Regions from separate parts of the Homo sapiens genome. Here region 1 is linked to region 2. The links are chromatin loops, found by intact Hi-C in ENCODE. Cell type or tissue: Calu3. All regions are shown on one strand. Links, peaks and the distances in the headings refer to the core of each region. The heading gives the core; the rest is flanking DNA. Region 1 holds the start of GLIS3-AS1 (GLIS3 antisense RNA 1). Region 2 overlaps GLIS3 (GLIS family zinc finger 3).

What was found. Peaks named below come from ENCODE experiments on the same cell type or tissue, not always from the same donor. Only the 100,000 strongest peaks of a DNase experiment are listed, where the experiment ranks them.
Region 1: a loop joins it to region 2, with 7 times the contacts of the local background. A loop is called at or near these places in 1 of 110 quality-filtered maps.

The regions. Positions count from the first base shown.
Region 1 is chr9:3,898,114-3,903,501 of GRCh38, reverse strand. GLIS3 (GLIS family zinc finger 3) reads left to right here. Exons shown (of 11, transcript NM_001042413.2): 7 at 4,667-4,811. It overlaps GLIS3-AS1 (GLIS3 antisense RNA 1), which reads right to left and starts at 4,856. Exons shown (of 2, transcript NR_026663.1): 1 at 4,543-4,856; 2 at 2,254-2,669. In Calu3, for the core only: no CTCF peak of the experiment used is centred there; DNase peaks (open chromatin) are centred at 2,361 and 4,861.
Region 2 is chr9:3,966,393-3,971,780 of GRCh38, reverse strand. All of the region lies in intron 4 of GLIS3 (GLIS family zinc finger 3), which reads left to right. Among named protein-coding and RNA genes, the nearest start is that of GLIS3-AS1, 70 kb to the right of the region's middle. RefSeq lists an enhancer at 2,254-3,453. In Calu3, for the core only: no CTCF peak of the experiment used is centred there; a DNase peak (open chromatin) is centred at 2,690.

The DNA of each region.
Region 1 (5,388 bases), core at 281-5,280, 68 kb after region 2:
AACGCCGTTCACATAGATTACAATGTGAACAAAGGTCCTTGGTGTCATGCAACACGGCAGTCCTTTGAAATAGGTGAATTGACAATCAGTGGTTTCAAATTCCACTTTTCTCCGCAAAGAGCAGTCAAGGCTTTGTAAAGGGCAAGTTCTTTGCTCTCTGCTAACAGCAGGTAATAAACTAGACTGAAATTTTTTAACCTTTTTTATCCCTGTGAAAGAAAATACAATCCAAGTTGTTTTTAAGAAATGAGCCTCATTTAACCATGTATTATTATGAGGTCTGAAGAAAGTCAGATGTGTTATATAGGAAATTTAAGAATTTCTTCGCGTTTATGGCCCTGGGCTTAATGGTTACTTCTCACAGGAGATAACATAAACTTTTAAGGTCCAGATGTCCCAAGGAGGCTTCTTAGAAAATTGCCAAGATATTTTATGATGACAACAAGCTACAAAACATGACATATTCATCCCTGCATAAGTTGGAACTTACCTTCCCAGTATCTCCAAGTCCAATGACTTGCAGACATTCCTAGCATTTGTAGGTATCCTCTCCTCCTGTGACTTTTCCTAGTATCTGCTAACTAGATGCCCAAAGTCACTACTTCAGAAAGATCTTTATTCGTCACAGTTGATCAAGGAAGATGAGATAGTAAGGTTTCTGTTCCTATATTTAAAAATGCTAGGTTTTTATAATTCGCTGTTTCCACAGTTCATTTCCTCTTTCCATAAACAGAAAACTATTAGTTTCTCCTCATAAAAATTCTTAGAGACTAGTGGTTCCAAGAGTGAAATCCCAAGACCAGTAGAAGCATCATCACCTGGGAACTTAGAAACGCATCGCAGACCTACTGAATGAGCAGCTCTGGGGTGGGGCGCTGCAGGTGATTCTGATACATCCCCAAGATTGGGAACCACAAGTAAAGACCCTCCCTCCTGTCACTGAAAAATTTCCCTCTATCTTCTTTAACTATTCCTGACAGCTAAGAAGATGTTGGTAAAATATACATTATGCAGTTTTTTAAATAAATAGTTGGGCTTCTTATTCCAAATATAAAACTATGTTACATTGAAAGACACCCCTCCCAAGAGATTCTGCTATGTGCCTCCTGCCTCACCCTTTAGATCATTCCTGTACTAGAGAATGTTTAAAAACCTTAAGGGATCTGAAAGCCCCTTTCCTGGTCTGAAGATCTGTGAGGGACACTACACTTCCATATCATGACTGCGTTTCTATGCATACGGCTCTCCTTTGGAAATTTTACTTAAGGTTCCTAAGCTTGTTCAATTTAAGAAGCCCTTTCTAGAACCATGCCTAATCCCAGAGAAAACCAAATTAACTCTCACCACAAAGTTGTATGGACTCACACTGTTGGAAAACATGAATATTTAGTGAAGCTAAGAAAGAATTGCCCGTCTTTGATGCCAGAAGTAACCCTAGCCGTGAAATTCCTTGCAAAGACCTCGTTGGTACGGGTAACTATAAAACCCTAGAGTAGTTGGTAATAGAAAGCAGAAAAGCATCCATGTCTGCCCTTGGTAAAACATGTGGACCCCAGATCATATTTTAATGATAGAAGATAAATTAAAAGTGATCACCAGAACTCATTCCAAGCCTTGAATTTTTTTTTCCAGTTTTTCTTACACGGCATGTATTAGGTTAGTACAAAAATAACAAACATACCTTCCAAAGGTCCTGAAAGAGTTAGTTAGGCACTAATACAGAGAGTCCTGGTCAGAGACTGGAATGTGCCACAGCTGAGGAAATTACAACAAAGTGATGTCTCAGTCACTACCTGTGTTAAATGTCCCTTCCCTGTATTTAGGGTCACTGTGCCACTTTCATATCCTTGGGCTAAGACCTGGACATGCATTTGTCTCTTTATGAAGCTTTCTGAGACCCAAGAAATACTTCTCTCTAAACAGTAACTTACTGTTGTATGTGTGTGTTTGTCTTTCTTTCTGATCAGAATTTGGTCATCGTCATTGCCAGTGGTGTGCTGGTAATGTATAGCAACCAGCTCTTTAGATGGAAAAAGCCTGTTTGTAGAATTGCCAATTTCCATGGTGTAAATACTTCACTATGACCGATTTCAAGCTATCAGTCTATCATCATTGCATGGAAAGTTTGGAAAAGACGCACAAAATTGACACCTCAGATTGGTGCGAGCCAGCTTTGGCACATCATTTGAATGTAGAAAATTTGGAAAGTGTTAAGCGCGTGCCTAATTGAAGAGACTACCCAGACAGGCTAAGTGTGAGCAACAAGGCTGTTTATTCACTCCGGTGCGAGCGGGCTGAGTCTGAAAAGGGAGTCAGCGAAGGGCGGTGGGAGTGGAACTGGTTTTATAGGTTTGGGATAGGTAGTGGAAGGTTACAGTTGGGGCAGTCTTTTCGGGCAGGGGAAGAATGTCACAAGGTGCGTAGTCACGAGGTGGAGGGAGTTCACATGGCAGGATATCACAAGGCCGATTGATTATTTAGGGTAGGGCAGGAACATATCACAATGGTGGAATGTTGCAAGTTCGGTTAATCAGTTAAGGCAGGAGCTAGCTGTTTCTTCTTCTTTAGTGGTTCTCCTGTTGCTCAAAGCTTTGTGACTCCAGGAGGCCTGGACCTGTGTGTCGCAGGGGTCACAATGGCTCAACCGTGGTGTGGCCCGTTCAGAGGACCTTACAGAAAGCAGAAGAAAGGACTTTAAAAAAGGGAAGGAAATAAATTCATAATAGTACTACTGAAAGCAAAAATCAGTTGTAATGTTCAATTATATTACTTTCTGATATTTTGTCTGTGTATTTTTATGTAATTATCATTTTGTATATATATAAAACTTTGAGTTTTGCTTTTATGTTCATGAATACCATTTTAATGGTTGCATAATAGTCCATCAAATTGAGGTAAAATCATTGATTAGCCCTATTTGTGGACATTTAAGACATTTTAAGTTACATTTTCTGATTAGGTATTGCTATAAATAATGCTATTTGTTTTATATATATATGTGTATATTTTGGGGGGGGTACAAATCTTCTTTAACACCTCTGGCTATTTCCTTAAGACAAGTTCTAGAATCAAATTATTTCAATTATGGACCTTGAAAAAATATTCCCACATACCATCTAGACTGTTTGTACCAATATTCACTCCTATGAACATTGTTGAACAATGCCTCTCTCACTGTACCTTCATTACTGTTTTTTTTTAAGTTTTTGATAATTCAGCAAGTAAAAAGACGTTTTAACATTGCACTTCTTTGCAAGTGTGCAAACATTTTTCACGCTTATTATCATTTCTGTTTCTCCTTTTTTTTTTTTTTTTAACAGTTTCTGTTCAAGTCAAGGCTTTATCCAACGTCTCCTTCCCATTTCCACCTCCCCACCTTTTATCTCTGGTTTCATCTTCTATTTCTCTTCCCCAGGCCCCAGGCTCACCCTGCTTGACTCTTACTTCTCCGCACAACCACAGGGTAGGCAGGTTCTTCCCCCATAGGTCTGTACGGCTTATTCCTCACTTCTTTCAAAGCTTTTTATAAATGCCATCTTCAAGAGGCTTTCCTTGATCTCCTATCTAAAGCTGCCACCCCTTATTCCTACTCACTGTCTCGCTTCTCCGCATCACTTTTCTCCATAGCATTTATCACCATCTGAGGTTGTATATGTTTTATTTGTTCATCATCTGCTTCCCCATCTAGAGTCTAACTTTGACAAAAGCAGTCAGTATTCCTAGGGTCTAGAGAAGTATGTAACAAACACTTAATAAATATTTGTTGACTGCATAAGCATACTCTAGCTCTATATCTAAAGGTTTAGTCTTGTCTTTATAAAATCCATTTATACACACACTCTTTAAATACCAAAGATGATTACCATTTGCAATATTTGTAACAAATACATTTCTAGATTGCTTTTAAGGTATTATGTTTTTGTACAAGCAGAACGTTAATATTTTTATGTCACTAAATCTTACATTGTTTTTTTTTTCCATTTCAATTACACTTAAAAAATTCTTATTCATTAAAAGATCAGATAACTTTTCACCTAGTTTATTTTAGCATTTTTTATTGTTTGATTTTTTTTTTACATGTAACTCTTTAATGTATAAGATCTAAATTGTTCTGTTTTTATGTAACTGACTGTTGGAGTTTTGTTACTGTTAATCACATTGTTTTATCTTTGAATCATGCCATAATATATTAAAATTTAACTTGAGTATTTTCCTTTCATGGAAAATCTATAGGAGTTAAATCTCAATGGGCATTTCTTAATCATCTCTGGGATGTTTTCATGACAGTGTTTCTATTTTAAAAGCACTTTCCAAGATGGACTAAATCTACTTGAGTTTGTTGTTGTTATCGTTACAAGTTCTGATAAGATACGGAGCAAATAAAAGGAAGTATAATAGGAAGTTGAGTTGCCAGAAGTGGAAATATCAAGGACTGAAGTCAAATCCGCCTCTAGCCACATTTTTCCAGAAGCTCTTGCCAGGTGTTATTAGGATTGGAGAACTGATCCTTTTATTGACACTCTGTTAAGCTCTGTGCCTTACCCGTAGTTGCTGCTTGATAAATTTTTGTGGGCTGAGTTGCACTGATAGAGCATGATGCCTTCCCAGGAAAATATTCCAAGGACCGGCTCTCCTTATCGATGTCTCTTCCGTTTTGTCCTCTTAGTTGCGGTCCAGCACAGAGCTCCATCCAGACCTGCTCACAGATTGCCTCACCGTGCAGTCCCTGCAGCCGGCCACTTCCCCTAGAGATGCTGCTGCTGAAGGGACCGTGGGACGCTCCCCTGGACCCGGGCCTGACCTCTATTCAGGTAAAGACAGCAAAGGCAGAGCCAACCACAACTACCCTTTTTTAGGCCTTTTACTCTGGTTAAAAGGAATGCTCACGTGAGAAAAATTTTCCTAAGATCGTCTGTGTTGTTCTTTATCAATGGGCTGCAAATTGCTCTCCACCCCTTCTGATTCCTGAGCTGGGTGTGGCAGCAGATTGTTTTTTCTCATAAAGAAATAAAATAAAATAATGCATTACCTCTTTTAGTTATGGACTTCTGCCAGAAATTCAGTGTACCCAACCCTCGCAGTTATGTTACATTTACTCACTTGATTTAGACTCGAAGGAAATGTTTCCTCCTTAAGCAGGTAGCAGGCTGCGTGTGGATTTCTTAATGAAACAGTTGTTGTCATCTTTATGTTTTAAAAGGAAGCCCCAGGTCTCTAAGGAAATTTTCACATCAGCAAACCAACTTATAAGAATGTTCATTCATGTTTGCCAACCATTGTGGGAAAGGAGATGGGATGACACTCCCAGACCACCTTCCATCTGCCTAGGTTTGAATAATAGGTGACTATATTTGGAAAATTACATGTATGTAGTAAAAAACAAAAAAA
Region 2 (5,388 bases), core at 328-5,327:
ATTGCTGGAGCCAATCATCAGTTAAATACAAGACAGTGCTTTTCAAAGAACTATTATTAGAGGCTTAAGTGTAAATGCACGAAATAGAGCAGTTACGGTGTGCCAATCAGATAACCATAGGCCTGTCATGCTACTGTGTGTACCGTGGGTTAGTTTGTTGTGCTTAGACCCAGCTTTGCATCCTGGCAGTCATGTGCCAACAGAGCCCTTGCATGTCAGTTGTGTCTGTGTCTTTGTTGTGCAATAGATCCCTTTTCATTTCCCTTTCTCTCTTCTTCTCACAAACCTGTTATTAGTTTCCCCCAATGGCTTATTTAGAATTTTCTCATTTCTGAAAAATACCATTTTTAGGTATAAGGGATGACTGCATAGGGATCAGATAATGACTTTTTCTTTTAAGGCTGGGTTACTTTTCCCTCAACCGAGTAAGGGCTGCTTTGTGCCAGTGACACCATTAAAGCATAAAATAGAATTCAGCCTCAAGCTCCTTCTGATGTGACATAGGCAGAAAGTGTGTAGTGTCTTCATGTGGACAGGAGGTCTAAAATGAGCTCCAAATGTTCTCCACTTTGAGAGGGGTGGGTGACATGGCTATCTTGCCATTGCTCCATTCTTTGATGGTGATGGAAAGCATAAGGCTCCCTTCCTTCCTTCCTTCCTTCGATCCTTCCTTCCTTCCTTCGATCTATCCTTCCTTCCTTCCTTCAATTAATCCTTCCTTCCTTCCTTCGATCCTTCCTTCTTTCCTTTGATCGATCCTCCCTTCCTTCCTTCTCTCCGTCCCTCCCTCCCTTTCTCCATTCCATCCCTTTCTCCCTCTTTTCCTTCCATTTCTTCTTCCCCATCCTTTTTTTATTTCCCCTCAGAATACTAAAGTCATATAGCAGGGCAAATACAGCCAATGTTGTGCCTCTGAACCTGCTTTGAACTCATTGTTTAACTTTGGGAATACTCATCTTCTCATCCTTCTCTCTTCAATTGCCAGCTTCACACTAGGATATTTACTTGGTAAATTGTTCTCCAAAGTTTAGAAGAAATTGAACTGTGCTGAGTGAGAGGTTTGTGTGTATGATCAACTTAATCTCAGTTTCTGCTCTGCTGAATAATCCTGCAACTCCATGCTATAGGATAGGGCTTCTCAACCTCTACATTACTAATATTTTCAGCCAGATAGTTCTTTGTTATGAGGGCTGTCCTGTGCATTAGCAGCATCCTGGGCCTTGTTCAGGGGCAAGGTAACACTGGTAGTCTCTTATTTCTGTATTTTTAAAGAAGATGTCTATGGCAAACTTTTAGGTTGACAAAATAAAAATTTCTTCTACAAATAATGCATTTGTTTGCCCAGATTGTCTAGGAAAGAAATTACATTTTGGACTTCCTGTTCCATGAATTATCAAGAGTCTTCTGTCAAAAAATAATCAACACGATTCATCTTCTCATAATATAAGGACTGTAATATTACATTGCTTTTGAGTTTTTCCACCATTAAAAAATCTTGTTTATGACTATTTTAATCCCTTTACTAGCATCAGTGAAACAGAGAGGGTCTTGTTTACTGTCCTCTTTAGGAAATCTCTGAGCTAAAGTAGAAGGATCTGTGCCAGATATTTGCTGGTTATATGTGTGTACCAGCTCTGAAAACCACCCTTAATAATTGTTTTCAAATTATCTTATGTGCCAGACTTTTGCATTTAGGCAGAGACGAAAGCTAACACTAAATTACTGACTTCCTGGTTGTGTGTGAATGCAGTGAACGTTACTCACTTGGAACATGAAATGACTGTACAATTCTAAATAAAATATTTTATCATAGGTAGCATTTGTCCACCAAGTTGCAAGATTTGCCCCTGAAACAGGAAATAACAGAATTGATCTAAAGCCCCTCACCTAGCTTCCTTCCCTGAAAGTATACTGTGAAAATGCCACTTTTTGAATTTTGCTCAGTTTCTGGACAGAGGTGCTGGATTGCCTAGCTTTCCTGTCATTAGGAGTGACTGAAAGCAACCATCTGGGGCTTCTGACAAGCTTGGTCATGGAACTCAGAAACAAGGGACCCAAGTTATTTTGGTAGCTTCATACACAGCAAGCTGAGTTCTTCACAGTGGCTGTATTTGGTTGGGAAAAGAAGATCTCCAGAAGAATCAAAGAGCTATCCTGGGCTTTTGGAATCTTGAGCCCAGCTGAAGGTGCTGATTACTATAAACAACAATCACTTCATGGTCCATATTCCTGAGATCTCTGCTTTCATGAAATTGATCTTGATTACTTCGTATCAGTTCTGATCAAGTCACCAAGTGGCTATGTATCTGATATGTGCAAGACCAAAAGAAGGTCTACTTTGAGTGGAAACATTGGGCCTTAGTAAATCCTTTCCGCAGACCTCTTCTTCTTTGGAGATATTTCCTGTGAGGTGTAGGGAACGTATAGCACAAGGTTTGCTCGCTTTTGAACTTCTGCATTTCTAACCTAATGTGAATTATAAGCAACCTTTTATTCAAAGAAAGAATAATAGACTGAAAAGGAGATTGATATTTCAGCCTTCTGAATCTTCACTTTGTGCTGACAAATTAATCGTCTGTTTTACCTTCTTCGAACAGTGAGGCTCATTGTTCAGTTTGCCAGGTCATATGCATTTCATCACACTACACCTTGGTGACAAAGCAGACAAGGGGAAAAATGAACCTAGAGGTGAGTCAAGGCTTTGGCTTTAGTTCTGTGACTCAAACACGGACAAGTCATTGGTCCTGACAATTGCTTCTGTGACACAATGGAAAAAAAGCCAAGCCGTTTTGATGGAGCCTAACACACTTTTGCAAAGGGTGTCTTGTCCCTAGACTCTGTGGAGTCATATTTAAATTTGCTCACTCACTTATAGTTAGATCTTTACCCAGACAGTCCAGTCTAAACCCCAGTGGATGAAGTAACTCCCTAAATGTACCAAATGTATTTGGTAATTCAGACTTTCTTTTCCAGAATTAAAGATTGAATTTCTTTTAGGAGTAATAATGAAATGTACTATTACTTGATCTATGGTGGTTACATGAGTTCTTCAATTTATAACAATTAACTGAATTGTACTATCATTTATGTAGTTTCCTGGATATAATACTTTAAATTAAAAGATTTACTGTTAAAAATGATGAAATTGGCAAGAATAACATTATAAAGGTGAAAAAAACCTTACCTATGGAGAACATAAAAATACAATACCTTAGCTTTCTTATATAATTTGTATAATTTAATCAAACATTTTTCCTTAATATATCACTGTTAAGCATTTTGTATAGACGGATTATCACACGTATATGTATTTTTCATATGCATATAGTCAGCATTTCATTTGGTGATACTGAAAATGCTACCTCCTTTAAAAAAATTTTGTTTGTTGCTTAACTGATATGCTTTCTGTATTATTTAATTAGGCTACCATGAGTATTGAGACAAGTGCTGTTAAGCTCCCTATCATCAGCACTGGGAATCTAAGCATTTACCGTATCTCCACTGTCCCATTCAGTTAGAAGAACTTTGAAAGCCATTAAAGGTGAGGCTTCCTGCTGACGATCATTCTGCTCCTGCTACATGATAAAATCATGCTGCCAAGGTCTTCACCCCCTTAGACTAGTGACAATAGATTTGAAATCCAATTTTGAAAACTCTAAAATTATAACCCAGAGATCTCAAGAATCCACATCGTATTTTAGCCCACACCTTCGGACAGATTGTATGAATTTAGATTTATGGCGAAAAGGAAGGGATGAGAAAGTTAACCTGAGTTAATGGAAAATGTAATTCCAGTTTTTGAAGATATGATTTATGGGGTCTTATTTTCAAACAACAAAGCATTATTTGCTCACAACAATGCACAAAGTATTTTCCTCACCTCCTGAGCCTCCATCACTCTCCCCCTTAAAATAATAAGTGTGAAGAGCTTGGTGCCTGTCCTTCTGCACATTCTTTACGGTTGTGGAAGCATACAAATATATACACATATATGATTTTCCTTACAGAAAATGGGATCATATTATCCATCTTTCTCATGACATTGCACTTGTCTCTTAGCATCATAATATGGATATCTCTCCAGGTCACTTCATGTAACTGTAACACATTCTTCTTGATAGCTGCATCACAGTCTGTAGTATTGATGTATTATAACCGAGGATTCAGGCATGTGTCCTGTGTTGCTGCCCCTGTAACACATTAAGCAGTAAATATGCTGGTATACTTATCCTCATATACTAATATCTTTCTTTTCTTTTCTTTCTTTTTCTTTTTTTTGTGGTGGAGTCTCGCTCTATTGCCCAGGCTGGAGTGCAATGGCCCGATCTTGGCTCACTACAACCTCTGCCTCCTGGGTTCAAGTGATTCTCCTGCCTTAGCCTCCTGAGTAGCTGGGACTACAGGCACGTGCAACCACGCCTGGCTAATTTTCTATTTTTAGTAGAGACAGGGTTTCACCATGTTAGTCAGGCTGGTCTTGAACTCCTGATCTTAGGTGATCTGCCCGCCTCGGTCTCCCAAAGTGCTGGGATTACAGGCATGGGCCACCACGCCCAGCAGGATAGAGAATTTTTAAAGAAAAATTGATTTCAAAATGATTTTCAGGTACACAGTAACTGAAAATGAATTGGCCAGGTGTATGGCAGATAGAGATCCTTACTGGACTTCTTTACTAAATGTCCAAGAAGAATTGCATGTACAGTATCAATCATGTACCTGATTGAGAAATCCTCAAAATGTTTTTTTGTTTTTTTTTTTTTTTTTTTTTTGCAGAAAGAAATTGTCTGGAGTTGAGGGTAGGAATAAGGATTAACTGTAAATGGATATGAGGAATCTCACTGGGGTGATGAGAATGTTCTAAAACTGGATTGTGGTGAGAGTTGCAGACCTCAGTTAATTTACTAAAAAATCATTGAATTTCACTTTTATATTGGGTGGATTTTGTGGTGTGTAATTTATACCTTAAAAAAGTTGTTTTAAGGGTTTTTTGTTTTTTGTTTTTTTTTTGTCTGTCACCCAGGCTGGAGTGCAGTGGCGCGATCTCAGCTCACACCACCTCCCGGGTTCTAAGTGATTCTCCTGCCTCAGCCTCCTGAGTAGCTGGGATTGCAGGCGTGCGCCACCATGCCTGGCTAATTTTGTAGTTTTAGTAGAGACAGGGTTTCACCATGTTGGCCAGGCTGGTCTTGACTCCTGACCTCAGGTGATTGGCCTGCCTCAGCCTCCCAAAGTGCTGGGATTACAGGTGTGAGTCACCGCGCCTGGCCTAAAGAGGTAAAATTTTAAAGCAGTTCATGTGACATCTTTTTTTATATCATCAATTAGCATTATCTGAAAAAAAAAAGGCTTTGCATCATTGAAGTCAAATTTAGCCTATCAACACCTGTT